Regions from separate parts of the Homo sapiens genome. Here region 2 is linked to region 1. A link is a loop called in an ENCODE intact Hi-C map of the cell type or tissue named here. Cell type or tissue: left ventricle myocardium inferior. All regions are shown on one strand. Each heading gives the region's core, and the rest is flanking DNA. Links, peaks and the distances in the headings are about the cores only.

Region 1 (9,197 bases), core at 706-8,705:
CGTTATGAGCTTCTGCTGATAAAAGACACAAGATAAGCCACTCTCCCAGCACTTTGCTTCTCCTGCAGACTAAATCCTCATCCTCTCATTTCTATCTCCTATAATCAGGCAATCAACACACACTTATTTAACTCCTACTATGTGCCTAGCACCCTCCTGGGAGCTAGGCCTGCAGAGATAAACTAACTGTGATCTCCATCTTCCTGCTTACTCTGGGGTGGGAGGGACATTAGACTCAGAAATCCAGTATGCAACATACCGTGGTTGAGGCTACACTCCAGGCATGGCTGAGAAGCCTCACTCCCCTTGACGGATATGCAGGGGAAGGCTGGAGAAAGTGTGACAGAGAAGACATTTGGTCTGGGCCTCCAAACAGGGGTTCACTCAGTGGACCAGGGAAGAAGCATATTCCAGGCAGAGGCAAAGACAGGGTGGGGAGAGGAGCGCACACGCAGGGAAGAGAGTGAGAGGCAGGGCGGGGAGGGAGAGCAGGGGGCAGGGGAGCTAGGGACAGGGCAGTGCTGAAGGATCCTGACATGACCCTATTTGTGTTTCAGAAAAATCTTCCTAGAGACTCTGTGGAGGACAGATAAGAGGGCAAACAGGAGGCAGGACAGTCAACTAACAGGCTGCTGCCATATTCTGGGAAAGAAATGATTAAAATATACATTAGAAAACCAATTCAGACAAAAGCTTTGGGTGTAGATGTCAGGGATATCCATAAAGTAGAATCACAGGACTTGACGATGAATTAGACTTGGGGAGGGAAGGAGAAAAAAATCTCAAGTGACCCCTGGACTTCTAGATTACTATGCACCATACTAGTCTACTTGCCCAAATAGGTTTTTAAAGGGAGAGTCCATTCTTTTAATAAAGGATAAATCCTCCTTCTAAAGCACCATAATTTCTGTCAAACATGGTGTCCCTGGCCACCTCTTCCTAGGCTTAGTGTCCTGGGCTGTAATGCCACCATGGCTGAGCCTAAGTAACCACTTTCTTCATTCTCTGCCAATTACTTCTCTGTGTGACTCACCTACTTGGAAAGGAAAACCTTGCTTCAAGGACTAGTTCCCAGTTTCTGTGCTCAAAAGGTCTCGGTTTTCTTAGTGCCAGTAAGTTTTTAGGCTTGAGGATATTCCTTTCCTACTCATGGAGTTTAAACATTATTTCAGTTACACATACATTTATGTCCCCATGAGCATGTGCCTCTCCACCTAGCATCTCTTCTGGCCACACTCTCTAGGGCTGGGTAGCACAGCTACAAAGCTATCCCCCACCCAGGCTGGAAAGGGCTCAAATCTGAGGAAGGTCTCTGGACAGAGCAGCCTGCAAGGTGCACTTCAGAAGAAGCCTGCAACGCACAAGCTCCTTAGACTCTTGGCTCCCACTTCTCATCTCTGCAAAGAAACGTTGGTAAGCGTCAGGTCAAGTGCGAACCCCCTGTGGCTCTAAATCCAGACAAAGAGAAAGGGAATGGCACCTGGCAAAACCCCCATCCTCCCAGGAGAAGCCTTATAATGGCTGCTCCCTTCTAGCTGTCCCTGCTGGCTCCTGCACCAATCCAGGTGGCTGGGGACTTGAGGCTCACTGTGATCCATGCCTGAGGTTACGAAGCAGGTGGGGGTGGTGGCGATGGGGGGAGTTGGAGTGGGGTGGGGATGGGAGGGGATATAGTGGGGCTTAGAGAGAAAGCGTCTTAGGTTCAATACCTTAGGGAAATGAGATAATCCTCAAACCAAAGAACTGACTCTAAGCTGGGTACTCCTTGGAGCCTTCGAAACAGATGCTAGTCCGCCCCACTGTCTGTCATTTTATTAGTCTTTGTGACTTTCCACTTCATACATGGTACACATGATAAAGACCTACTGTCTTGTGTCTGAAGGCAGCTTCCAAGGCAAGAGGCTTGGTTTTGTCAGTGGGTCTTGTTTACTGAAATAACTCCTATTCAAATTATTTTACCATAATAAAAATTTTTAAAACCCTCAACTGATTTTTTTTTTTTAAGAATTTAGGTAACCTTAGTTGGGAGGGATTCTTTAAAGGGAATTATAAATTTGGATTATAAAACAATCTGCTTAAGAAAGAATCCCAGAAATTCACATAAGCAATCAAATCAGAGAAGAGTATTCTAGAAAGGAAAGCAGAGTTTACTCAGAGGTCAACTTTCATCCCTCCATGTGAATAGAAAAACCATTAGAATAAACAATTACCTGACAACTCTTAAGAGCAACAATGGAATTCTCTATAATCGCAGTTCTTGATAATAGGTCTTCTACTACCACTTCAACTTTGTTTATGTTTGAAAGTCATGATGAGTTCATAAATCTTTTCTATATCATGGCGCATCTTTTGACAAAGTGGAGTCTGGGCAATGTTATATGTAACTGTCCATTCTAACTGCTTTCCTCGCATCATTAACCACTTGGTATGACACCAACGAGATAATTAAGACAGGTTTGTTTAATATTCCAAATGAAGGTCTATATGATTATCCATTAATCAAAAGTAAACTTCAAAACCTGGACACTAAAAAAAAATCCTTTATATAGCTGGTTTACAATGTAATTATTACTACATAACTGTTCATGATCTGTGACTTTTTTTTAAATGCAGGTCAACTGTTTAAAATTTATAAAGATTTATGCTCATTTAATTATTGCCTGCATAAAATTCACTCCTACATGTGTTATCTTGATAGACAGAGAAAACCCTGATGAGCAATTACAGAGTGATAGTTTTTCAGTGAAAAGAAAGAAAATATTTTTACAAAGAAATTGTAGAAATAATGAGAATTAACTTCAATGGGGATCTGAAAGGGAAAAGAATTAATTTTTTAAGTTTGCTTTTCATTAATGTCTTGCAGACAAATTGGCCCAAAAGCCAACTGAAAGGAATTGTTCTTTTTTCTTCTCCTGGGGGTGGCTACATGTTCATTCATTCATTCAGTCATTCGTTCAGTCAATAAATACATATTGGGCATCTATTCTGTTCTGGGTACAGTGCTACTGTGAAAAAAAATACTGATCCCTGTCCTTAGAGAAGGAGAGAGGACATTTTACCAAACGTTCATTCAATTAATTATATAACTTACACATATGATGAGCAATTTCTTAGATGGGCAGAGAGAGCCACGGAGCCAGGGCCCAGACCAGGCAGCATCTCAATGCTCAGATCATACCCACTGAAGGGTGAATCCTGGTTTTAGCACTTCCTGGTTTGGCAAGTTACCTCACTTCTCTGGGCTTCATTTCCTCTCCAGAACAGAGATAACAACCATACTATAAGGCTGTTGTGAAGATTTCATAACATAACAAACAGTGCCCGATCTGATCCACAGTGGATGCTCAATAAATACCAGCTCCTTCCTCTCTTTTTGCACACTAACACTTCTCTGAAGCTGTCCAGGAGAACAGGATTATCTGGTGATAGAACATTATTAAGTTCCACATCCCAAAGCCTATTTATCCTTTTTGTTGCTTATGTTCCTTAGAGGAGATAATCAATAAATATTTACAAACCATCTATATTACAGGCAGCGGAGCCCTGGGCTCCATCTGCCACACCAGTTCCAAGCTTCAGACATTCTGGTGTGAAAAGGGCCTGCTAAGACACTTTCAAGGCCCCATGAAATATATGCCCCATAAAAGGAAGAGAATTAATCTCCATAACCATGAATATGAAAAAAATCTAGAAAAGATGTGCTCCAAGAATAATGTTCTTCAGCCCTCAGCCACAACTCAGATCTCAAGGGAGGTTAAGACTAGAATTCTGGGAGAGCCAAGAAAAGGAGAAAAAGAAACAGACCATTGAAAGCAGCATCTCCATCAAACCAGACATTGTCCTTGGAACGCTACATTTAATACTTCATGAGTTTCTCACATTTTCCTTTTGTAGATAAGGACCTAGAGGCTCCAAGAGTATAAGTACATTGCCCCAAAGTCCCAGGGTAGCAAAGCCCAGAGTCTGGTTGTCTCTAAAATTCATGTTCTTTCCACTACACCAGATCATAAAGGATTAACAACCCCACAGTTACTGCTTGTTTCAATTTGCAATGCAGCAATTTAGTAATTTTAAATTAATCCTTGAAAAATCATCAAGAGATTAATATGCAAATTTCAACACTGCTAGAGCTCAACAGTGATTCTGTGTCAAAAACCACATAAATTGGTCCTACAAAAGTTCAGATTCTCCTTAGAGGAAAGGCTTTCCTGCTTCATTTTGTAATTTGCTATATATTTAAAAAAACATTTCTTTTCTTTTTTTCCTCATGAATAGAACACATCAATTCCAGGGAGGCAGTGGGGTACAACAGGAACAAAAGCTTACAAACCTGGGTCGCTACACTGTGCTTACGAGCAGACCTTGCCACCTCAGCTCTGTGAGCTCTGGGCTCCCTGTCTAAAACGGGGCTCAGGTCTACCCCTTTCGGAGTAGCTCTAAGGATTAAAGTGGAAGCATGTACGGTAGGAGTCTGGCAGATTGGTATCACCATTCTGCTTAGAAACAAACAACGCTAGCCTTTTACTGGTTTGCAAAGGAGGATTTAGGGACAATGGGTCATGCACAGGGAATTGGTTCATTAGTAGCAAAACCAGCAGAAGGAATGTAAATTTTTAAAATAGTGGGGGCAGGAGAGGTAGCATACAGTGCAGACAGGCTTTGGAGGTAAGGCTATGAGAAGACTTAAAAAAAAAAACTTCCTAATCTCAATTGTGGTTTTGAAAAATTAGAAATGATCAGAATTTCCAAGTACCTTAAAATGAAGTTCTTAAGAAATTATTTATTCTTAAAAGAAAAAAAAAATTTTTTAATGAACCTAACCTAGGCAATCATTTTTATCATAACATTATTTATAGAAAATGTAAATGTCTATTAGTAGGAAAAGCACAGTTAAAACAGTTAAATACAGTGAATTAAACATACATTTATCTTTTCTCTCTCCTGATACCAGCCTCCCAGAAAAAGTCAAAGTAAAAGAATTTTAAAAGGCACAAACGCCAAAAAACAGGAGAAGAATTAGTAATGGAACAAAGAGATCAAATTTTTGAAAGCCAAAAAGCAGATGTGACTAACGAAGTGGTTTTCAAGCTGGGGCCATTAGTCCCCCAGGGGATATTTGGCAATGCCTGGGGACATTTTTGGTTGTCACAGCTGGAGGGGAATGTGCTACCATCATATAGTGAGTAGAGCCCAGAGATGCTTGCTAAATATCCTACGATGTATAAAACAGCCCCATTCAACAAAGAATGATCTGGCCCAAGCTGACAAGCATGCGACTGAGGTTGAGAAGGAAAGCTTAAAGCTACGGATAAGGTGGGCAGGCACAGCACCGAGCATTCAGCCCAACTCATAGCACAAAAAGAATTCCAAAAAGGAACTGGAGACACCCAGAATCTCTGAAGGCTAGGAGACGGGGTGCAAATAAAAATAGGAGTAATTCAATCCCAAGGATCTCCTCTCCCAGCTCAATGAGCTAGTTAACAGACTTTCCCACACCTCTCCAGAGGAATATGTGTTTACTTTCTAGAAGAACTGAACCAGAAAGGCCTGGTGACACCAGGTACAGTTGAGGACGGGCAATAAAGCCTTTGACAGGCAATAAAGGCTTACACTGAAAATGAGTACTAAACGAAGGTATACATATTAGATGCTGACATGTCATAACCTACCATTCCTACTCAGCTTCCAGAACACTGATAATAAAGCATACACTACCTAGGCAAAGAAAACAGACCAACTCCAAAGAAAAAGATTCTGATACTGATATTTGAGAGGCCACTGCCCCCAAAATAGCCACACTAGTTCCAAGCTCCAGAAATGACTGACAGAGCATTCAGCCAGCTTTTTAGTGCCTCACTCTTAAATGTGACGGGGCAGCCATTTGAGGAAAGGCTCTACAGTGAAAGTTAAGGAATAAAACAAACAGAAGATAGGAATGTTGAGCAGGAAAATAATACGAGGAGAAGAACACTTTTTAAAATCTATAAATAACAGTCTCACAGATGAGTGAAAATATTAATATAATGGCAGAAGTAAATTTCCAAAGATGGAAAGATTTGCTGAAGAAAGTAGAGAGAAAACGAAAAGAGAGAGATGGAAAATAGGAGAGAAAAAACAAGAAAATTAGAGGATCAGCACAGGATATTTTAACATTCTATCATAGAGGCCCCAGAGAAAGAAAGAAAAATGAAGAATATTTTTTCAAAGAAATAATGTAAGAAAAGTTCTCAGCTCTAAAGGACATGAGTTTCCATATTAAATGGAACCACCAAGTGCCCAGCACAATAGATGAAAACAGGCCCGTAGCAAGGCGCATCACTGCAATTTCAGGATACCAGGAGGGACCACCAAAGGATGGTTACAATAAGTAAATCACAGGAATCGGAATGGCTGAGACTTCTTAGTTGCAACAGCAAAGCTAGAAGTCAGTGGAGAAACATCTTCAAAGTTGGGAAGATAGAGTAATTTCCAACCTAGAGTTCTATACCCAGTCAAACTATCAAAAGAAGAATAAAGAGGCTGGACTCACACTTGTAATTCCAGCACTTTGGGAGGCCAAGGCAGGTGGATCAATTGAGGTCAGGAGTTCAAGACCAGCCTGGCCAACATGGTGAAACCCCATCTGTACTAAAATGTACAAAAATTAGCCAGGTGTGGTGGTGTGTACCTGTAGCCACAACTATTTGGGAGGCTGAGACAGGACAATCGCTTGAGCCCAGGAGGTGGAGTTTGCAGTGAGCCGAGATTGTGCCACTGCACTCCAGCCTGAATGACAGAGCGAGACTGTCTCAAAAAAAGAAGAAGAGAGTTATTTTTAGTCATGCTAGGTCTAAAAATGTTGCCTCTAACAAGCACTTTCTCAAGAAAACTACTGGCGCATGTCTCACCAAAATGAGGGAGTGAAATCAAGAATGAGGAAGATGTGAAACCCAAGAATGCTTACGTGACAAAAAGTTGTATAAGAAAGGAAAGGTAATCTACTAACTACTTCAGTATGCTCATTAAAATGTAAACATTAACTTCTGATTTAATGTAAAAATTTTCTAAAGGTATAGAAAGAATGGGAGAGGGGAAATATGTGACTGAGAGAACGTTATTCTGTGTGTTTCGGGGTGGGGAGTGTTATAGGTGGTAAAAGACCAAAACTCTCATCTTCTATAGGAAAATCAATAAGTGATATCTGTAACAGAAAAAAAATAAGATTTAGCAATATGAATAAGTTACTCAAAAATACAGAGGGAAACACAGCTGCTAAAAACTTGAAAGTAGCTGGGCAACTTGAAAATTGCTGGTTTTCATCAACAACTATGTAGTACTACATGTTTTTAAGCCATTAATATGCATTACTTTCATAAGAGTAAAAATACCACTAAATAAGTATGTCATTAAAAAGGAAGAAGTAGGTAGATATGAACACTTTTTAGAATACATTAAACTAAAAAATGAGTTGCTAAACAAGTATGAATAGAATCATATTTATGTTTAAAAACCATCTACAACACACACAGGCCACATCCCTAAGGTACTTGTTTAGTGTCCTCATTGTCATTAATTTCTAAATAATAACTAATTTCAATTTGTATCATCTTTGATCCAACTGCTATTTCAAATAGATGAATATTTTTAAACCTTTAATTAATTTATTATTATAGTTTTCGTTCACCGCCATAAAAGAGTGACCTGTGAGAGTTTAGTATGCTCTATTTTGAAATTTTTGGTGTGATTTAGTACATGATCAATTCTTATAAATGTCCCATGGCATTTTAAAATAATCCTTCAGTAGCCTCCTTCATAGCTACACATAACACTAAATTCCTAGAGAAAGGTTTCATCAAACACTGGAGGGAGAGTGGGATTGGGGTTGGAGGGAGAGTGGGATTGGGGTTGGAGGGGGTGGTGGTAATGGGGGCCTTTCATTTTTTTCTCTATGTATCAGTATTAATCTTTTACAACAAAATATTTGTAAAGAATTTTTAATGACACAGGTAAATGTTCAGCGTACATTGTTACAAGAAAAACAGATATAAAGTGTGTACATTTTGTGTGCTTTTAAAAATGTAAGTTTTGAAACTTAACAACAAAAAAAAAAAACCAAAAGAATACTTCTGTCTCAAACAAAGTATTACTCAACCCCCAGTGTAAGCAGTGGAAACTAACCTGCTCTGAATAAAATAGGAGCAGGGATCTAGTGCTCTGATCAGTTAGCCATCTACCTCTGTGAGGCCTTCCAGGGCTGCCAAAGCAACACTGGGGTTCCCGGTTGCACACTTTGAAAACTACATGTCATAAAAAGGAAGGATGAAAAAACTCAGAAACAGATCTCTGAGATGGGAGATTATGCCTGATTTTTCTTTTGCTGTTGTGTGATACACATACATACATACCTTTCCTATGATTTGGTACTGTTTAAGTAATAATTATCTGTTCCTGAAACACCTTAACCACCTAAACCTGATAGATTTTTTTGAAGGATGGAGATTGAAATAGAGCTTTATTAATCTTTTCAAGTTATAATTCTATATTCATATTGCCTATTTCTCAGGCCAACTATCATTTGTCTTTTTCTAGAAAATTTTCTCTTTTCACAATCTTTAAATTTATTGAATAAGTTTAAAATTTTATTCTTTTCACAAATTCAGTTTTTAAAAACTACTATTTTTCAATTTTACTTTAACAATATTCCCTAATAAATTAAATTATAATTTCTTTTTCTAGTTTTGGTTATTTATTACTATTCTTTTTTTTTAGCTTCTTGAAAGTCAAGTTCATTGTTTTCTAAATTTTTTATTTATATAAAAGCATTCAAAGCTATGAATTTTCCCCAGAGTGTGGTTTTGGCCACATCCCTAAGGCACTTGTTTAGTGTCCTCATTGTCATTAATTTCTAAATAATAACTAATTTCAATTTGTATCATCTTTGATCCAACTGCTATTTCAAATAGATGAATATTTTTAAACCTTTAATTAATTTATTATTATAGTTTTCGTTCACCACCATAAAAGACAGTGACCTGTAAGAGTTTAGTATGCTCTATTTTGAAATTTTTGGTGTGATTTAGTACATGATCAGTTCTTATAAATGTCCCATGGCATTTTAAAATAATCCTTCAGTAGCCTCCTTCATAGCCAGAGTATGCCTCTGCTTCTGCTCTTCCTGCATTACTTTCCCACTTCTTTTTGGATTTCTCCACTGTCTA
Region 2 (9,197 bases), core at 616-8,615, 90 kb before region 1:
CTCCCCCCTTTAAGGACTAAGGCAAGTTGATTAATTCTTCCTTACCTGGATAAAGTAGGCATCAAGGCTTTTTTCTAAAGTCCCATAGGGAATGTGTGCGTCTGGAGAGGGGAGAAAGGATTAGTGACTTGTTTTCCCATCCTCAGGGGCACAAAAACATTGGCTCCCTCTGCCACTTTCACACTGGCAATGAGAAATGGCAAACTGTCACTTCCATTACATAAGCATATCTACCTATGCCTTCCTTAGTTCTTGCCTCAAATTCAAAACAAAAAGTCTTAATATGTCAAAGCAATAACACCCTAGTCTCTTTCCCAGGAATAGTTTCTGTAAGAACAAGAAATTTATCAGGAGAAAGGAACAGAAACCAGTATTTATCAAGCACCCTACTAGTTCCCAAATGACAATGACAAGTATTTTCATATCCAGTATTGTATTAAAATTTCAGAACAAATGGCCTAGGTAGGCACAGCTATCCCCACTACACAGATGAGGAAAGTAAGACCCAGTTCCACATCACACTGACAGTAAGGCAAGGGTGGAAGCCAAAGTCAAGTCCAAGTCTGTCTTACTCCAGAGTCTGTGCTAGTCCATTGATTCTCACTGCTGCCAGGGTTTCTTAGACCACCAAATTAGATATGTCCATGATACTGGTTTATTTTTTCCCTGATTTAATATATCTCCATTATTGTTTCCTCTCATTCCTTGCTTTCCTGCTTCTTTCTTGAGAACATGGTTGTACCTTGACCTCAGTTGGCTTTAATTGCTTCTTCTGCATCCCATTCTCCCCTCAAAGATCCTGGTTCTCCATGGGGGAGTGAGGGCTGTGCTATTTATGTGGAGTTCCATGCTGGAGCTGGCTATGACCCTACGAGCCCGGGTCTCTGCTCCCTCCCTCTCCCCTGACAACTTGTGGGCTGTGTATATGTCAGAAAGTTAGTGGCAAGAGTTAGAATTCCAGGCAGCTTTTTGTCAGACAAAAGCATCAATTATCATTATGTGAATGGCTACTTCGTTATGTGCTATAGTGGCTCTGCTGAGCATCCCAGGAATAAGCTATCAAATCCTTAGAATGACATCCTTGGAGTAAAAAAGTGCAATTTTAAAACAAAACCAAAAAAGGCCTGTTTCCACTATCTGCCAAATAAAGCTCAGGAGGAGTCTTGCCCACACATATACACTCCAGCCCTCTCCCCATGAGATTAATCTGAGTATCTCACCATTTGAAACTGAAACACACAGTAGTGAAGACTTTTGTGTTTTTCTATTTGTAAACCTTACCTTCCTCCAAATACTTTTTTTTGTTGGCCCAGAGTAAGTGAAATTATCTTTGTTTTCCTTATACAACAATTTAGCTTTAACACACCACACACACACACACACACACACACACAAACACACACACACAATTAATGTAGCTAGAAAATCCTACCCAAGCTACAGGAGACTACAAGATCTGAGCTCAAAGTAAATGTGTATTTATATTATTAGGTGGTCATTCCATAAAAAGATTGCTTCTAACCAAATATGTGCATGCATGTATGCATACACATACACACACATATATTTATCCGGGGAGTGTTTTCAAAGAAGGGTTTTCCCCCCATACTTCTGGCAGTTCAGGTTTAAAGGTCAGATTTAAACTATCACCATGTTTCACAATGCAATCTGTGCAGTGCCGCGTAATGAAATGGTTCAGTAAAGGTGCTCATGGAAATTCTTTTAATTAGGTCTAAGGCTTTTCAGTTGTCAACATGAATAAACCAAGAAGCATTCTCTTGCAAACACAACACACAAAATTAAAGTGTAAGTTACCTTTGAAAAAACTGATATGCACTTGCAAAAGGAAACTTATATGTTTTTTACAACACAACATCCACCAATTTTTTTTTAAAAAAGTGGACCAATATCTTTCAAGAACAAAATGGACTGCAAACCAAAAATAAAAGGATTGCTCTATTTCTAATGAACCAGAACATTAATGCCTTTTCTAATGGAAAGTATTTGGAGGAAGACTAAAGTTAATCATAATTAAAAATGTTTATCAAGAGACTAACGACTTTCTTCATGAGCAAAAGCCACCTTTCCATTTAACTATAATTAATTCTACAGATCAGCAGTATCTCAGTCAGACATGTGAATGTCTCACAATGACTCTGGCAAATTGAATGACATATATTAAAAATGAACCAAAATGCACTTCTGCCCTCAGAGCCACTATCTGAGGCCCAAAAGATGAGCATATCACAGCAGGAATGCCACCAAGATGCCTGCTTCCCTAAAGCCGTGTTAACAAACTAAACCATAGAGGTGTAGAAATTTTAACCATCAGTTCACAGCTAGAAATTGAAATTCACAAAACTCTAAGAAAACAGTAGGTTGCTTGGGGCACTTGGGTTGTATTTGCACTGAGCTTTGAGAGAAAAGCAAAACTAAAACTATTCCAGTCACCACCAGGAGTTCAGATTTAGATGAGTACAAAGGTGTTCACAAATGCCAACCAAACTTCAGACCTGACATGGAATGAGACAACTCAGATGGAGCAATGGCAGCATGTCATAAACATGCATAATAAATCAATGTCTTGATTGATCAATGGATGAATATATTCTAGTGACCTCTAGGCATGAGGGGACCACACTTTACAGTACATGGATTTACTCTGGGCTCAGCCCGACCTGAGTTCAAATTCTGGCTCTCCTCCTGGCAATTATCTGGATGCCTCTAGGCAAGTTACTTGGCCCCTTTTCTTCATCTATAAAAAGGGGATAAAGTACCCTCCCCTTCTTTTTTTTGCAGGATTCTTATGTAGATTAAATGTCAAGATTTTCAAATCCCCTAGCACAGTGCCTGGCACACTGTAGGGGCCTAATCGATGGTGACTATTCTTCTGCGCTAGCTCAACTCCAAAGCCAAAACTACCCAAGCCTTTATTTTAGCATCGAAAAGAATCATGGGTTCACAATGAACATATTCTAGGGCATCAATTACTGAAATGTCACTCATTATGCTGAGCCTAGTGGATTTACTTAGTGACCCAAACTTGGTGTGTATTTGGGAGTTAATGAAGAGCTTGGTGTTTACAAAGATAAAAGTGGGGTTTGTCTCAGCCACAATCCTGGGCTGAATGGATACAGATTTCCCTGCTTAGGGATGTGGCCAGGCCGGATTCATGGTGGATCACATGGATACATCCACACAGAGCGAGATATCTCCCAAGGGGATCCGGGCATCTCCACCTCCTCAGGGGAGGAAAAAAAAACAAAACAGGAAGGGGGGTGGGAAGTGTGTATAATAGATGTGTTTCACAGTGTCCCCGCTGTGATGAACAACTTGATCCACTTACAGTTCCAAACACATGATGCATAAAAGAGCTGACAGAAATTCAATTCTTGCAAAGAAAAGCATCTGCTCTCTAGTGGGAACGGCCAAATATTAAGCAGTTTTAAGGCAGGGCAAAGACCTAGAGGAGCACACTTCATTATCTAGATAGCTAGAGTAAAGAAATGCAGAGGATTACAAACGAACGAAAAAGTAGCCAAGATTCCAAGCATTAATTACCCGGGGTAAAATGATTCAAGTTAAATCTTTGTTACGACAAATATTAAACCCAGCTGTGTTTATGTAGCAGTTGTGAAAAAGAAGAAAAAAAGAAATCCGTGTACAATATCTGTGAGCTCTGCCAGTTAATTGAATTCGCTGGCAGCACTTCCTCCACCACGAGCCAAACATCCTCAAAGATAAAATGTAGCTTTTAAACAGACCTGGGAAAAACAGAATCAAGAAATTTCAACCAATAAAACACAACTCTTTACTGGTATGAAAGTAAAGTAAAATTCAGTAATGAAAGGAAGGAAGTCTCTTAAACATTTACTGCATTCCAAAGCTTGGAATTGTGGTTTATTGCTGAGGTCTCTTCTGATGTCCCACAGTGCTCCTGCTCCAGCATCTTTAATGAAGTCCCATAAACTCCCATAAAATCCTCGATCGTTGACAAATCATACACACACGCTTAGGGCAAGGCTCACTGGATCACGATGCTCTCTTCCTGAATGAATGAAATTTACAAGTCACAGCATGGACAGTGTCGCCAAGTGGCCCAAGACAGAACAGGGATGGACAAACAACTCCTGAAAAGCACAAGGGATGAATGACTGGATGCTGGTCACAGGTGCTACTAAGAATTCTCTCTAGCACACTGTCCCCTGACCCCAAGTCCAATATCAGTAGACGTGGGGTGGGGGAAAGCTTTGGTCAGATTCTAGCAACCAGCAAAGCAGCAAGAGGTGGGATCCAACACTCGACCCTTAGTCTGGGACTCCTGGTAGCATGAATTTTATCACATCATTCCCTGGCTTAATCACCTTAGTAGATGCCCCACTGCCCCAAACTTGAAGTCCAAACTTGTTTTTGTGACCATTCCCAATCTGGTCCCTCCTGTCTATTTGGGTCTCATCTTTTGTCCCTCCCAACCACACACCCTATGTTCTAGCCGTAATAAACTGTTAATTCCTGGTTCACACCTCCAACCTCCATGCATTCAGTTCTCATCCCCCAGTGTGCTCATCGCTCCTTTCCAGGAAGGATGACTGTTTCTCAAGTGTTTCCATGTCCCCATGGCTCAATACACTGAGCATACACCCAAAAAACTTTGGCTAAATGAATAATGAACAAATAATCTCCATACCTGAAGTGGCTATAGATCTGCCCATCTGGAAGACTCTGAACTAGAAACATCCAGAGTCTCCTGTGTATGGAAGCAAAGCTGTCAGTAAAAAGTATAAATGGGTAGAAGAGCAATGGCAAGAGATGAGGTAGGAGAGATGGGCAGAAAGTGGATTACAAAGGCCCATATTATGGAGCCTGAATTTCACCAAGAGAAAAATGAGGCACCACTAAAGGTTTTCAGTTGGGGAGTGGTCTCCATGCTCTGTAATACACCTTTGTTTATAGCCTGGAGGATGGATGGGGACTGGAGAAGTGGGGGCAAGACTGGCAGTCCAGCCTGCATTAGCTTTTCTACTAACCAGCCTGGGACCTCACTGAGAATAAAGGTTATGTCTTAATCACCTCCATACTCATTATACCCAATATAAAGCCTAGCACATAGTAGGTGCTCAGGAAATGCCTGCTGAATGAATAAACACTCTATCAGAAAATACTAACAAAAATGCATTAACAGGGTAGAAGTATCAAGTCCATAAAAAGGCCTAGTCCCTCGCTTCTGGAATCAAATGCATTGTTGACTCACAGGGAAAGATCACACACCAGTTCCTACAAGCCCTGTAGAATATCTCGAGAGTCTGAGGGTTCTGGGCCTTTAAAGAAATATGGCGTGGAGAAGGCCAGGGCTTGAGATAAACATGAAGTCTGTAAACACGCCTTTAGATCTAAAAGAAGGAGTATTCTTGCCATATTTTTCCTCCAAAATCCATAGCTAGGGAACAATGCAATATTGTCAGTGAAAACACTACTTTGGCAACTTTCATGGAACATAGCAAGGTATAAGGCATTAACCTTGCCAACCTCATTTTTTTTTTTAGGGTAAAACAAAGCTAACTCAGACAAGATTATACATTTGAGACTAAATTGTCTAGGCATCTAGCACAAAGCCGAGCCATCCTGCCTCCAAAGTAACCCTTTGCTCATGTACATAAATCATCTAAAAATCAGCAGAGTTGTTCTGAAAGCTACTTAATATTGGAACTCCACCTTTAAAATTAATTTCCAAGGCTGCTACTTTTAAAAATTAACTAAGTCATAACTGATATATAATAGAATGCATACACTTAAAAAGCACAGTCCAGTGAGTTTTGACCAATGTCTACACGTGTGTAACCACCTCCACAATCAAGAAACAGAACAGTTCCTTCACCACAGAAGGTTGGTTGGTGCCCCTTGGCAGTCAGGCCCTGCCTCCTCCATCCCAGCCCAAGGCAACCACTGATCTGCTTTCAGCCACTATAGACTAGCTTTCTCTCTTCTATTTTTACATACATGAAATCCTACAGTGCTGTGTGTCTGGTTTCTTTTGCTCAGTGTGAATTAAGATTCATTCATGTTGCTTGGTGTATCAAACGTTTGTTACTACAGAATACTGAGTAAATACATAAACATAAGGGATATAATACATTGTTTATTTATCCATCTACCATTTGATAGACATTTCGGTTACTTTCAGTTATTGTTCTCTATGAATACAGCTGCCATAAACATTCATGTACAAGCCTGTTTGGATATAGTTTCATTTCTCTTGGGTGAATAGCCAGGTGTGGGATTGTTGGGTTGTATGGTAGGCGTAAGTTTAACTTCATGAGATATTGACAAACTGTTTTCCAAAGTGGTTGTACCGTATTGTACTCCCATCAGCCGTGATGAAAGCTCCACATAAATGCTTCCACATCTTTGACAATACTTGGTGTTGCCAGTGTTTAAATAATTTTAAAGTCAGGTTTATTGAGGTATGATTTACATACCTTAAGATTCACCATCTTTAGTGAATAGTTCTAAGAATTTTGAAAGATACATGCAGTCATATATCTATCACCACAATCAAGATACAGACGGTCCATCATCCCCCAAATTTCCCTTGTTCCACTTTTAGTCCTGGCAACCACTCAGCTGTTTCTAGCTTTATAGTTTTGCCTGTTCCAGAATACAAAATAAATGGATTCTGTCACTTCTAATGTATTTGAGATTCATCCATTTTGTGGAATAGATCAGTAGTTAGTTTCTTCTTCTTGATTGTGGAGTAGCCTTCTATTTTATGGGTATACCACTGATTGTTTTTATATTAACCAGTTGGGGGACGTCTGTATTGTTTCTGGTTTGGGTTGCTAAAAACATACACATACATACGTTTTCCTTTTCTTGGGCAAATACCTAGGTGTGGGATCGCCTGGTCATACAGTAAACATATGTTTAAAATATACATCTATAAGAAATTCAGCCTTTTTATTTTAGCCGTACCAGTGGGTATGCAGTAGAACCTTGTTGTGACATTAATTTGTACCCTCATGACTAACGATGCGGAGTATCTTTTCATGTGCATGTTGTGATGTGTTTCTTCAAATATTTTACCCATTTTAATTGAGCTATCTTCTTGCTATTGAGTTTTGGAATTTTTAAATATATTTTGGATAAAAGTCCTTTTTTAGGTATAAGTGTTAAGAATATTTTATCTCATTTTGTCTGTGGCTTGCCTCTTCATTTTTTAAATGATGCTTTTGGGGAGCATAAGTTTTTACCTTTCATGACATCCAATTTATCACTTTTTTATTTATGATGTGTGCTTTTTATGTCCTAAGAAATTTTTGCCTACCCCCAATTCATGAGGATTCCCTCTCATATTTTTTTTCTAGTCATTTGATTGTTTTTGCTTCTATTTTTAGGTCTATAGTCTATTTTGAGCTAATATTTGCATGAGGTAAAAGTCAAGGCTTCTTTTTTTTCCATATAGATATCCAGTTGTTCCAGCACGTTTGTTGGAATAAAAGATCCCTCTTCTTTCCCTTTTGAATTACTTTGGCATATTTGTTGAAAAATCAATTGACCACTTATGTGTAGGTCTAATTCTGGACTCTTAATTTTGTTCTATTGATTTATATGTGTTTCTACACTGTCTTGATTACTGTAACTTTATAGTGAGTCTTGCAAACAGGTAATATAAGTCCTACAACTTTGTTCTTCTCTTTCAACATTGTTTTGGCTATTCTAGATCTTTTGCATATTCATATACATTTTAGAATCAGCTTGTGAAGTTTACCAAAAAGAAAGCCATCTGGAATTTGGGTTGGGATTATATTGAATCTATAGATCAATTTAGGGAAAATTAACATCTTAAAAATATTGAGTAAAAAAATATTGAGTCTTCCAATCCAAAACATGGAATAGCTCTCCATTTATTTAGGTCTTTTAAATTTTTTTTCAGAAATGTTTCATAGCTTTCAGGATACAAATTTTCAACATATTTTCTTAAATTTATTCCTAAGTATTTTGTGTTTTGTATGCTATTTTAAATGGTACTTTAAAAAATCTCATTTTCAATTGCTTGTTACTAGTATATAGAAATACATTTGATTTTTGTATACTGACTTTATCCTGCACCCTTACTAAATTCATTTATGAGACTCCTTAGAATTTTCCATATACACGATCAAGTTGTCTGAATAAAGAGAATTTCACTTCTTTCTAATCATTAAGGCTTTACCTCTTTTCCCTGTCTTAGTGAACTGGTGGGAACCTCCAGTACAATGTTGAATAGAAATAAGAAGAGCAGATACCTTTCTTTCATTCTCGGGGGAAAGAAATCAGTCTTTCACCATTAAGTATGATGTGAGCTGTAGGTCTTTTCTAGATGCTCTCTATCACAGTGAGAATACTTCATTTTCTAGGAGTTCTTATCATGAATATTGCCGAATTTTTCCTAAATTTTTTTTTTCATATATCTTGTTATTATTTTCCTTTTCAGTTTACTGATATAATAGATTACATGGTTTTTCAAATATTTAGCCAACCTGTATTCACATCTTTTAAAAAAGGTTATTATCCTTTTTTATATATTGCTGGATTCAATTTGATAATATATTGTTAAAGATTTTTGCATCTATATTGGTCTGTAGTTGCCTTTTTTTTTTTTTTTTTTGTTTGTAAATTATTTATCTGGTTTTCAAGTTGGGGTAAAGCTGACCTCATAAAATAAGATGAGACATCTTCCTTTTACTTCTGTTTTTTGAAAAAGTTGGTGATAAGATTGTGTTAGTTCTTCTTAAATATATGATAGAATTCACCAGGGAGGCTCTCTGGGCCTAGGGTTTTCTTTGTGGGAAAGTTTTACAGATTTAAAATTCTTTAATAGAAATAGTGCCATTTTTCTATTTCTTCTTGAGTCACTTTCTGTAATTCAAGGAATTTGTTCATTTTACCTAATTTGTCAAAATTGTAAAGTTATTCATAATACTCCCTTCTTTTTCTAAAATGAACTTTCATTTTGAAATATTTTTAGATTTACAGAAAAGTTACAAAGATAGTACAAAGAGGACCCATATTCTCCTTACCCAGTTTCAGTTTCCCCTAAACAGGGGTGTTAAAGGGAGAGAATGCAGTCATGGGTTCTTAGTTTGTTTCTGGTTGGGCCGGCAAAGCCTCTTCCTCATCCCTCTTTTCCACTTATCACTAGAGAGAGAAACTAAAAGCTA

What was found. Hi-C counts contacts between places; a loop is a spot of excess contacts. Peaks named below come from ENCODE experiments on the same cell type or tissue, not always from the same donor. Only the 100,000 strongest peaks of a DNase experiment are listed, where the experiment ranks them.
Region 2: a loop joins it to region 1, with 2.2 times the contacts of the local background. A loop is called at or near these places in 1 of 110 quality-filtered maps.

The regions. Positions count from the first base shown.
Region 1 is chr9:123,655,771-123,664,967 of GRCh38, forward strand. The region is part of intron 8 of DENND1A (DENN domain containing 1A); the gene reads right to left. Among named protein-coding and RNA genes, the nearest start is that of MIR7150, 170 kb to the left of the region's middle. In left ventricle myocardium inferior, for the core only: no CTCF peak of the experiment used is centred there; a DNase peak (open chromatin) is centred at 5,116; H3K27ac peaks cover 411 bases.
Region 2 is chr9:123,565,548-123,574,744 of GRCh38, forward strand. All of the region lies in intron 12 of DENND1A (DENN domain containing 1A), which reads right to left. LOC105376266 (a long non-coding RNA gene) reads right to left here. Exons shown (of 2, transcript XR_930332.3): 1 at 4,688-9,197; 2 at 1,709-4,048. Among named protein-coding and RNA genes, the nearest start is that of MIR7150, 85 kb to the left of the region's middle. RefSeq lists a silencer at 5,779-5,858. In left ventricle myocardium inferior, for the core only: no CTCF peak of the experiment used is centred there; DNase peaks (open chromatin) are centred at 3,194 and 3,724; H3K4me3 peaks cover 778 bases; H3K27ac peaks cover 2,077 bases.